Regions from separate parts of the Homo sapiens genome. Here regions 1 and 3 are each linked to region 2. Evidence: chromatin loops called from intact Hi-C (ENCODE). Cell type or tissue: heart left ventricle. All regions are shown on one strand. Region 1 has its middle 130 kb from the start of LNCBRM. Region 2 overlaps RMEL3 (enriched in melanoma 3). Region 3 overlaps LOC107986381 (a long non-coding RNA gene).

Region 1 (4,000 bases), 200 kb after region 2:
CCAAATTCCTAATCTCACCAACTTTGAAAGCTATTAACCTTTCAAAATTGTTGTCCATTTGAATGGAAAAATGCTATTTTGGGGGTATTTAATTTGCAACTTCATTTATACTTACCATATCTACTGCTTTTTTTTTTAATTTAAAAAAGGAATGTGAAACACTGAAACAAACTCAAATATTATGGATGTCACTTAAGAATAAAGGAATGGCTTTTTTCTATTCACAGATTAGATGTGCAGGAGAAAAACAGTAATATTAAACAAAGCAAAAGATAAGTAAAAACAGTATTTAGTTGGAGATAAATTAAGAAACTTCTTATTCATATCACAGTTGACATTGTTGTTAATTATTCTATGTGAATTGTGAACTTAATTTGGAAAATATGTACTGATATATTACATATTAAAAGCTTTGTTTTTGTTTTAAAATGTGCTGAATAAATTTTGTTAGTGAAATATATTAAGGTGAATACAGAAGAGCTTGTGCGTTCTTCCTTTTGTTTTAAAGTCATATTTCTTGGGTTCAGAGTGACACACAAAACAGAGGACTTCAGGTGCCTGAGGCAGTGGTTCTACATCTTGGCTACATGTTGGACTTGCCAGGAGTCACCTGGCAAGCTTTATTGGCTACTGATGCCTCCATCCCACACTCCAGAGCTTCGGATTTAATTAATCTGGGATGTAGCCTGATTAGGGGATTTTTAAAAGCTTCCAGGTGATTCTGATGTGCAGCCAAGGTTGAGATCCACTGATCTACAGGATATCTTTATTTCACCCTATTTCTTATCCTGCAAGAAATTAAGAAAATTGAACGAAGGAGATTTGCATTATTAATGAAGCATAATAAAATACAGCTTATGACAGAAAAAGCTACACAGCTTTTGCTACTTTCAGGGGACCAGTTTACCGATGCAAAAAACAAAAATCCTTCTCCCATAATGATGTCAACTCTCTTTCGCTCTCTCTTACACACACACAAACACTGTTTTCATTCTGATAGATCATAATGGCTTGTTTGTCTTGCCCTTGAGTTGCATAAGTTGATCTATGTACCCAGGGAAAAGGTACTGACTTTCTATCTAAAGAGATACTGGGAAAATGTCTCAGCTAAAGGAAAAAAAAAAAAAATAGCCACAGCAACACATCACTTTCTGCTATGGAACAATGTTACCCAGGCAGGCCAACCCTGATTTTCCTGCTTTCTGAAGTCCAGCCAACAGGGAAGTGCCCCACCTTCTTTTTGCCAGAAATCGTAGGGGCGATTTGATTCCAGTACGTGCTTTGAGCAGTGAAATGGGGTGCTGGTGTCCTCTAGAGCGGCAGCCTTCCAGTGTTTCATAAGCCATGAAAGTGCCTCCCCAAACTCAGAAACCTGTGTAGTTCCTGGGTCCTGGCCTATAGTTTTGTCTGTGTCCTCATTATCACAACACCAGCCCCTGTAAATCCCAGGGTGAGGAATGGGGCAAGAATAGGCGGTCGGCGACTGTGTGCCAATGGCAAGAAGTCAGAGGAAGGGAGGCTCCATCTACCTGTCAAGACCACTACCCCTGGGGCCTGTCACAGCTGACACCCATTCGTGTGTGTCTATTCAGTTAAAAGTAATAAATTTTATCTTGTTTAGGAGACAGGTGGTGGAGATTTTTACTTTTGTTTTTGGCAGTGAAGGCCTGTACTCTGGAGACTAGGGATTAGGTCATATACAAAATCTAGAACCAGATTGCTTTGTAGCCTTTCCCTTCTCTGTCCTTCTGAGGGCCATGCATCTGATAGGTAGGATCTTCTGGACTCCTAATCAGACAGCCTTCCCACCTCCTTGTCCCTGGTATCTCAGCCAAAGGCACACTTTAAAGATGGACCATTCCCTCTGGAGTCCTAAGGTGAAATAAATATAAACCAGGAACCTTACTCTGCAGACTGCCCTCTGTCTTTGCTAATTGGGATAATATTACTCACAGTCCCTTTGTCTTGCACTCTCTGGAGAGGTAGGAGGTGAAAGCACTGTTATGTCTATCACTACTGGGCAACAGAAAGTGAACCACTTTAGCTATTCCAGTGCCTCAAACTGTTGGGAGAAAGATGATATAACAAATTTATTTGGAAAAACATATTCTTCCTATAATTTAGAAAGTCAAGTAAATGCATTTTCTTCATCATTTTGTTACAGAAAGCTGTAGGATAGTTTTAAAGGATATCATTTTCTCGAGCTGTAGTTTCTGTCTGTTCTGTTGTGTTTTTGTGAATAATGAGGCACAGCTGAGGAGCAGGCCCCTTACACAGGCAAGTTAAGGTCAGCACCCCAGCCTTTTGTTCACTTTCCCAGTTGCTTTGTCCCTGGAGCTTCCCCTTCTGGGTTGAGATTGGCTATTTTTCTTGTTTGTGCTGTTTTTTTGTATTCTTTTTATCAAATTAAAATTGTTTTCTTTTTTACTTAAAAATTATTAATCAACTTGGCTTGCATCCAAGGAAGATAAGCAAGCCAGGATGAGTGTATATTCAAGTTTGGGGCCTGTAATTTTGTCTTCTATGCACACTGGGCTGAAATTTCACAGGAGGGATGAGTCTTCCATATGCATGATTGTATAAATAGCATGGCTTTGTAATATGGGAGTGTAGTGGCCTTAAAATAGCTAAACTGGAATATGTAATGATAGTGCTAGTTTTTTAGCTTTATACATCTGTGTAGAGTGAACAACATCTTATTATGTGTATGTAATGTGTTAACAAAATGCCTAGCAGACAACGGTTGGCTTTGCTTGGAGGAGAACGAGCCTATATGACAGAGACTTGGCACATTGGTATACAGAGGAGCAGAAATTAGATAAGAAGTCATAGTGCTGGGGAGGCAAGATAACATCCTTCAAACAGTTCAGCCCGAAGCTGGCTGGACACGCCATAGAAAAGGGAGAAAATGAATCTGAAAGGCTACATGCCAGATGGCTAAAGTCTAAATAACAGTTTTCTACTGTCCAGGGCTATTCATTTGTTAGCCCTAGAAATTTATCTCTTAAAAACTTTTTATCCAGTTAACTTTTACTTGAGTTTAGTTTTTTTTTTTTTCTTTTTTTCTTTGGAGAGGATGGAGTCAAGTGACTTGCCAGCCATGAGACAGAGTGAGTGTGTTTGGATTGAATACAGAAGCCAGAGTCAACTTTTTTTTCTGTCTTTTTTAAATAACAGGATGGAGTTCCACTACTGCTTGGAGTAGAAGGCCAGGCCAGGGATCTTTATGTTAACATGATTTCCTTAACCCTTTAAAGCTTTGAAGATAAAACTGAATCCATTGTTTGTGCACTATTTACTGATAGAATATCATGCTAAACTCTGTATAATGAGTAAGGTATCCATTTCTCACTGTACTATTTTAATAAGTAATTCATTCACTTTTATTGGTAAGAGAGAGTCTTACCAATATTAAGACTCATGCCGTATTATCATTTTGACTGAAAGAGCCAAACTTTGTATCTTCCTTCCATATATACCATTGGCCACATCCTTTCCAAGATTCAAGGGCAACATCTCTAATTAAGATTTTAACCTTTAACCTAATCTTAACACAGAAAGGAAGCAGAGTACCATAAGGCAGATGCCCCCTTAGTGTGGCAAATAGGACTTCATTCCCTACAGTCACAAGGTCAAGGGATAGTGATGTTGGTCCCTGATGACCCATGAAACCTCAAATTCTCCACTATGCCCTCGTTTTCTTGTACTGAGTCATGCCAATGGGAACAAGTGTGTAGACATTAGTAAAACTCATAGACCCCCTCATGGTCTAGAGGACTTCTTAATTCAATGAATGGAAAATTAAGTTTAGATGAATAAAACCTAAGACTCACTGAATCTTAGAGGTGTCATAAGAACAGGGGAAGAAGTAATTTCAGAGGGCCATGAATAATACTTGCATTTTAACAGGAAGTCCAATTGGATTCTGATATTTTCATGTGGAAATGTTTCTAAAGAACAGACTGTAAATAGAAAATACGTCAGCTTGTGAAAGAGAAAC
Region 2 (4,000 bases):
TAATCTTACCATCCAGAGATAATCACTATTCTTGTTTTTACGTACATAGTTGAGACCTTTATGTATGTTAAATTTTGTATCTTTCTCACACATCCATATCACGAACATTTCCTCTAAATTATATAAAACATAAGCAAGAAATAAATTGATAAAGAGGAGCTTATGGTACATATCTTTTATAGGTCCTTTCCTTCTATAAGGTAAAATAATTTAATGAATTGGACTAGATACAATATTCTGAAATTGGGTGGAGGGTAGTGCCAATTTTAAATTATCCTGTCTACCTATCAAGTCATGTTTGCTTTTATTGGGTGGGTGCTCAGAATATGTGATCCTTGAAGAAATAAGCATCCATGTCTATGGAGACATGACATCACCTTTGGGAAAATGACTTTGTGACAATTTATCTTACTGTATTTGACAATAACAGTGACATGTTATATATGCAGAGTGCTGCTTATGAACTTTTAAGAGCTTTCTCTTGCTGTATCTCACTCAATTCTGACAATAACTCCATGAAGTAGGTAAATAGACAATTTTTTGTATCCCCAAAACATTAATATTTAATATAATGTAAATGTTACTAACAGTGTCTATCTTAAATAACACCTTGCATTTCTTCAGGATAGTGCTTTCTCAGGTAATATTGCATGAGATTCTTTGTTTAGGAGAATTGGGCTATAGGAAATTCATAGAAATGCTGGAATGCTAATGGAAATTTCATGCCTTGCCTATTTCTCTCCATCCACCCATCCATCCATCCATCCATCCATCCATCCTCCATCCATTGACTTGTAGTCTGACGGCTATAAAAGAGGTCACATGGATTATCAGATAATTCTTCTTTTTGGCCAATTGTGGAATCATGTCTTAGTGATAACACAGGTTTCTCTTCTCTTGCTCTGATGGTAGTTCCCTCAACATTTTCCCTTGGAATAAAATAAGGTCTGGATAGTAGTATTTGCAGGACCCCAGCAAGGGTAGAGGTGGGAAGTGGGAAAGGATGCTCCATTAAAACAGTGAGGAGGAAGAGCCATCCGATTTTATGCAGCTGCAAACTGAATGATGAACTGGACTGGGATCTGCAGGACTTGATGGGCCAGTCAGAATAAAATGTCCTAGTCTTTTTAAACAACAGTTTCTTTGCCTAAAACACAGAAATAGAATTCACACCTATTTCAAAGGCATGTTGTGAAGATCAAAATAAGTTTTTGCATCATTTTAAGATGTTTTGGAACCCTTGTGTTAAAGGAATTGGAAGCTTTCTACCTCTGGTGCATGAAAAATAACCAAAGTTCAGCCCATGCAGCCATGAAGAAGCTTGAGAAAGACCACCGCTAAGAATGGAAAGGGGGCCTATAACTCTGGTACACTATACTCCTGCAGCCCAAGAGCCAGCTTCTCCAAAAACTACAGGACGGAAGTGCAAAATCCCTCTCTATGCTCTTCTCAAAGCTCTTAGAGAAGTCCTTTTGGCTCTGTTATCCGCATGGGTTCTCTGTGTGTGTGTGTGTGTGTAGGAATAACAGCATGTTTGGCTGGTGGAACACCTCTGTCTTCTGAACCCTGGTTCTTCTTGATTTTCCTTTAATTAGAGTTGATTTAATTATTAAAGTTTCCTATTTTTTTTTAAGAAGGCAAGGAGTTCTATTGATTTATAATTTCCCTAGAGCTTATTGTTGTCTTGCTATGACCCAAAGAAAAGCGTGTGTGGAAAGAGAGGTCCTATCAGAGAGTTCTGAGGCCACTGATTGACCCTCCTCTTTCTACCCTAACTAAATATGAAAATAAAAGCAGGCAGCAAACATCTGTTATCTTTATCAGAAACCTGGACTTTCAGTTTCATACCACACACGTGAAATGGAGAAAACAAATTAACTGAAGGCACTGTAGACTCTGAGTCACATAGATGTATTTTTAATTTTAAACAATTGCTTGTCACAAAACTCAAAGTATTTTTTTTTCTTTTCAGTGTAGGAACGTGGGAAATGAGTGCGTAGTGTGCCTGCAGGGCTTGGACCTCGTGCCCTTGGAGCTAGGAACACGGTGCTTTTGGGATTCTCTTTCTATCCCCTAGATGGCAGCAACATTCTTTAGAGCCTAACTGGTAAAAACAAACAAACAAACAAAAAAAACACCTATGGAAAAGCTGCAAGTCCTGCCTGTTTAGTCTTGGCTTTCAAATTTACATAGTACCTTTACTGTGCTATTTATGTGACTGCTTGGCTTAGTGAGTCTACTATTTATTAATGAGAATACATGACTTTCTCTGTTGTATGGAAAAATAATGGTTTTGTATATCTAGGTCTGTTGGTATCTCTAGACCAGGGTTTCTCGCATTGACATGATTGACGTTTTGGGCTGCATAATTCTTTGTGGTAGGGAGCTGTGCATTGAAAGATGTTTAGCAGCATCCTTGGCTTTTACCCACCCACTAGATTCCAGTGGTACTTCTTCCCTCCCCACCTCAGTCATGACAACCAAAAATGTCTCCAGATATTGCCAAATATTTCCCGGGGGGCAAAATCAGCCCTGGCTGAGAACCACTGAATTAGGTTGTTTTACTTATCTCCAAAGATTAGCTCCTGTATTACTATCATTTAATTTTGTAGGGATGGTTAAATTAAAGCATATCTACTTACACTTTTTCTTTTCTTTTTCTTTTTTTTTGAGATGGAGTCCTGCTCTGTCACTCAGGCTGGAGTGTAGTGGTGCGAACTTGGCTCACTACAACCTCTGCCTCCTGGGTTTAAGCAATTTTCCTGCCTCAGCCTCCCAAGCAGCTGGGATTACAGGTGCCTGCCACCATGCCCAGCTAATTTTTGTATTTTTAGTAGAGACAGGGTTTCACCATGTTCACCAGGCTGATCTCGAACTCCTGACCTCAAGTGATCTGCTCACCTCGGCCTCTCTACTTATAATTTAAATATATTCTATTTTTTTATTTGTTTGCTTGGGGGATACTTTTTCTGGAGGAGAAAGAAATGAGGCTGAAAAGACAAAGATACATGTAAAGACGTTGCACATCTTACCTCCAAATGAGAAGATTGAGGTTTTCAAATTATAGCTTCCTATTAATAATAGCCACACATATATACTTTTGTTACTTTTTATTCCTTTTGATTTTAACTAGCCTGGCTGAATATGAATGATGGGAAGGAGAAAAGCAAAAGGGGGTTATACTTGAAAATTGTTTTAGTCTATGAAAAAGGCTCAAAGAATTATAGAAGGATTGTGGAGATCACTCGGTCCAACTTGTGAGCCTTAAATCTGGGGTGCAGTAGTTATGGTGTAAGCTGAGGAGGAGCCAGGGCAGTATCATCACAGGTGCTCAGCCCAATGGCCTCTCCTTGGTGAGGAAGGTGAAGCCAATTTGAAAGCAAAGAGAGAGATTCGGTTCTCTGCAAAAAACAAACAAAACCAAAGCCAGTCCCTCCTCCACCCAATCTTCCATTGTAAATTCTGAGAAGGGAGCACCAGGCCTGGAGGATGCTGTCAGAACAGGACTCCTGAGGAATTAGATGCACCCGAGATGGCGATGGGACCCAGGTGTAATAACCAACACTCCACCTTCTATTAAATAGGAACTTTCTTCTGATTTGTTCCAAACACTCCCCACACTCGGAGAGCATTCCAGTGAAGTGGGTGGAGAAGGAAACAGATGTGAGACCAGATGCAGATCTGAACAAATTTGTTAGGTGAGTTCACGGATCCTTCCTTCTTTGGGAAGTGTTAGAGAAAGGAGGGAATTTCTGGAAACCAACCAAGTCAGTCTTGGAGATATATCCAGAGAACTCCATCAGCTATGAAGGGACCATGTTCCCACCTTTAGAACAGATATGATCTACAAAATAGAGCAAATGCTTTTTCTGGCGAGGAAGGACAGAGGGCAGAAAATGAGGTCCAAATAGAGTGGTTTGAGTTGTCCTCATCTGAGCCTAAACAGTTATGATGGAATCTCAGGAGGAGCCACATGGTATGAAAGGGTTTAATATTGAGT
Region 3 (4,000 bases), 200 kb before region 2:
GAATTTTTTAAAATACATGCTACCACGTTGTACGGATCTTTCTATAATATACCTTTTCACTCCACAGTGGTTCTTTTTTTTGTTATGTGTCCATGTTAGTAAATGTAAACTCTCTAATCCCTTTTTAATTGCTGCATAGGATGCCTTAGCAAATAACCATCTATTTAGCCATTCCTCTACTGACGGGCAGTTAAGACTCTTTCTATTTTTTAGCTATTAGAAACAGTGCCACAGGGGCCACTCGTGTACAAGCCTCCTTGAACGCATGTTTATGTTTCTCTAGGAGAGACACCACTAGTAAAATTGCTGGGTAATAGTGTATGACATTTGAAAAATATTTTTAAAGTAGATTCAGGCCCAGTGTGGTGTCTCTCGCCTGTAATCCCGGCACTTTAGGAGGGCGAGGCAGGAGGATTGCTAAGGCCAGGAGTTTGTGATGAGCCTGGGCAACATAGTGAGAGTTCACTTCTACAAAAAACTTAAAAAAAAAAAAAAAAAAAGAGACTACAGTATATTCTGTAGAATTGCCTTTAAAAGAGGCCATGACAATTTACATTTTATAATCTGAAGGATATTTAAAAAATTATTGTCTAATTTAAAACAGGCATGTCTTAATTAATAAAAAACAAAGAAAATCCATAAAATTGTTCTTGAATTCCCTTTGTTCTCCAAATGTGAAGAGATACATGGATTTTCACCTTTCCTGGCTTCCTCCAGGGAGTCCTCCCAGGTGAGCAGGAGATGGAGAAGGTAGCTTCGGACAGCAAAGATTAATGAGAGTCTTCAGAGAGCTTGTTTCTGTCCCCTGGAACTTACCTGATAAGCAAGAAAAAGTTACAAATTTACTACATATTGAGTATGCCTAGTCTCAAAATCTGAAATCCAAAAGGCCCAAAATCTAAAACTTTTTGAATGCTGGCCAGCATAAAATAAATGCTCCTTGGGGCATTTCAGATTTTCCTACTGGGGATGCTTAGCTAGTGTAATGTAAGAATTCCAAAACCCAAAACGTTTTGAAATGCCAAATACTTCTGGTCCCAAGCAGTCCCAAGAATTTCGACTAAAGGATGCTCAACCTGTATTTGGTGTTTTATTTATAGTTCCAGCATGAGAGAAAGGCATCTCTGAGTTTCAGAAAAGATTTTGGTTGAGCATATGAAAATATTGGCTGAAGAAAGAAAAGGCCTTTAGAATTTACAGAAACATGAAGTGGAAATGGCTCTTCCTCTGACTTAGGCAGTGAATGTAGAACACACCCGGAGAGCTTAATGGGATCTTTCACAGAAATGAAACTCCTCAACAAATGTTTGTCAGCTTAGGTGAGGTTCTTGGCTAAGGCACCAGTAGTGGACTTTGATATTCTTTTACAAGTGTATCACTCACCAGCAGAGGGGGCCAAAGAGCTTTCCACGGTTTGGAAACTCCCTGGCGTCAGAGAAAGCATCGGTATCACCTTTGCCTAATAGTGCAGCATATAAAAAATGTTTAAATTTGGTGTCCAACAAGAAATGCCATAGCAGTCATTTTCTTAAATAAGTAATTTTAACGTATATATGGAATGACATATGCACATTGTTAAAATGCAAATACAAAGAATACAAGAAGGCTTTTTGTATATAAAAACATAAAATGTTTTAAAAGACAGCGCTGGGGCTAAGACTCAGAACTATGTGTTTTAGACACTGTTCCCCCAGTAACCAGTTTGGAAACCTCCGGGATAGCTAATGGCTTCCCTCAGATAGGGAGTTGCCCTCTCCTTAAAAAGTCCCTGCTGGAGGGACAGAAAGGGTGACTTTTGTGGTTCTGGCTTTGTCCTATGGCCCTTTGGATTCCTTCCCACCTTACTGATCATGGTAGTGGAGTGGGTGGTGGCTGGAGGAGAGGCAAAAAGAGCATGTTTCTGTTCTAAACAACTGTCATACAGGGGCTCTGTGTTGATAAAAACACCCATGCTTTTAATTTCACATAATTTGTGGTTTAATTTGGCTATTGCAGTGACAGTCAAGAGATGATTCTCTTTGGAGAGGCTGAGAAGAAAAGGAAAGAGACTAATCAGGGTGTGTTAAACTTTTTTAATAAAAAACGAACACTAGGGGGCAGCAAACCACTGTTCGGAGGAGCGTCTGCACAAAATTTAGTAAGGCCGAAAGATTGTTTTCCTGAACACGTGATGTGTTTGTTAAACATCCTCTAAAAAGGGATGTCTGCTGTCAGGCTGCTTTTACCTGAATGGTAGTTTCAATCTTTAGGCGGTCTTTACTTTTCAGTTTCCTCCACACGTTCCGATACCTGCCATCTTCTCATGGAGCACATTCACATGTCACAATCAGTGTTTCCGCACTCTGGGCTTCTTAAAGGGAGCCCTCCTAGTGCCTCCCACAAAGACCGCTAACATTAATCTCCAAAACCACGCACCTCGTCGGGGAACAGGCGGCCTGAACAGCTCACTTCCTGTATCTTGAGGGATGAGGAGCTGGAGGTCTCCACCCGCTGGGTCTCTGTATTAGTCTGTTTTCACACTGCTTATAAAGACATATCCGAGAGTGGGTAATTTATAAAGAAAAAGAGGTTTAATGGACTCACAGTTCCACGTGGCTGGGGAGGCCTCACAATCATGGCGGAAGGTGAAAGGCACACAAGAGAGAAAAGAGAATCAAGCAAAAGGGATTTCCTCTTATAAAACCAACATATCTCCCGAGACTTAGTCACTACCGCGAGAACAGCACGGGGGAAACTGTCCCCATGATCCAATTATCTCCCACTGGGTCCCTCCCACAACATGTGGGAATTATGGAAGCTATAATTCAAGATGAGATTTGGGTGGTGACACTGCCAAACCGTATCAGTCTCTAAGTTAATACAGATTCTGCCAAGACCTCCTCCTGCCCTCCAGGTGATAGGAGAACTCTAGGGGTCCTATTCAAGTAAGCGTGTTCACAGGGGTGACCTTGCACTGTCCTGAGGGACGTTCCATATAGGCAAAGGCTAAATTTTGTTTGGCTAGATATTTTATTCTAAATCACCTAAGCCTATTTCCTCTGCTGACTCTGGGAATTAGTACCCGGGAGATATATATATCAGCTAGGACTCATATGGGCCTTGGTACCACGTGATGCTTTCTGGTAAGTGCTGCTGAGGTGCCATCAGAGCCCAGAGTATTGGGTTATGGTGTCATTTAGCCATGAGCTGTGTGGCCTTGAACAGACCATGTAACCTCTGTTTCCTCATTTGTAAAATGAAGAAGTGAGCCTGGAAGTGAGCCCAGAAGTGCATCTCTGGATCTGATTTGAAGCAAGTAGATCACCATGCTCCATATTCTTTTACGGGATCACATTTGTAACTGCCTGTGATGGTTAATATTGAGTGTCAACTTGACTGGATTAAAGGATGCAAAGTATTGTTCCTGGCTGTGTCTATGCCAAAGGAGATGAACATTTGAGTCAGTGGACCGGGAGAGGCAGGCCCACTCTCAGTCTGGGTGGCCACAATCTAATCAGCTGCCAGCGTGGCTAGATTAAAGCAGGAAGAATGTGGAAGGACTAGACTGGCAGAGTCTTCCAGTCTTCATCTTTCTCCAATGCTGGATGCTTCCTGCCCTCGAACGTCGGACTCCAAGTTCTTCAACTTTTGGACTGTTTGACTTACATCAGTGGTTTGCCAGGGGCTCTTGGGCCTTGGGCCACACAGTGAAGGCTGCACTGTCAGCTTCCCTAGTTTTGAGGTTTTGGGACTTGGACTGGCTTCCTTGCTCCCCAGCTTGCAGACAGCCTATTGTGGGACTTGATCTTGTGATTGTGTGAGTCAATATTCCTTAATAAGCTCTCTTTCATATATACAACTATCCTATTAGTCCTGTCTCTCCGGAGAGCCCTGACTAATTACACTGATCAATGGGTTCTTCTTGCTCACTGCGCAGATGTGTTGATTTACTAAGACAGGATAATTATGACAGAGAGAGTTTAATACACGTAGAGCCAGCTAAACGGGAGACCAGAATTAG

The links. Peaks named below come from ENCODE experiments on the same cell type or tissue, not always from the same donor. Only the 100,000 strongest peaks of a DNase experiment are listed, where the experiment ranks them.
Region 1: a loop joins it to region 2, with 5 times the contacts of the local background. A loop is called at or near these places in 14 of 110 quality-filtered maps.
Region 3: a loop joins it to region 2, with 5 times the contacts of the local background. A loop is called at or near these places in 65 of 110 quality-filtered maps.

What each region holds. Positions count from the first base shown.
Region 1 is chr5:57,694,272-57,698,271 of GRCh38, forward strand. No RefSeq gene overlaps it. Among named protein-coding and RNA genes, the nearest start is that of LNCBRM, 130 kb to the left of the region's middle. In heart left ventricle, a CTCF peak has its summit at 1,928; no DNase peak of the experiment used is centred here; H3K27ac peaks cover 3,680 bases.
Region 2 is chr5:57,497,517-57,501,516 of GRCh38, forward strand. All of the region lies in intron 3 of RMEL3 (enriched in melanoma 3), which reads left to right. Among named protein-coding and RNA genes, the nearest start is that of ACTBL2, 17 kb to the left of the region's middle. In heart left ventricle, CTCF peaks have their summits at 2,061 (motif pointing right) and 2,271; no DNase peak of the experiment used is centred here; H3K4me3 peaks cover 349 bases.
Region 3 is chr5:57,297,000-57,300,999 of GRCh38, forward strand. LOC107986381 (a long non-coding RNA gene) reads right to left here. Exons shown (of 2, transcript XR_001742513.2): 1 at 2,226-4,000; 2 at 1-816. Among named protein-coding and RNA genes, the nearest start is that of RMEL3, 96 kb to the right of the region's middle. In heart left ventricle, CTCF peaks have their summits at 1,391 (motif pointing right) and 2,104 (motif pointing right); no DNase peak of the experiment used is centred here; H3K4me3 peaks cover 994 bases; H3K27ac peaks cover 369 bases.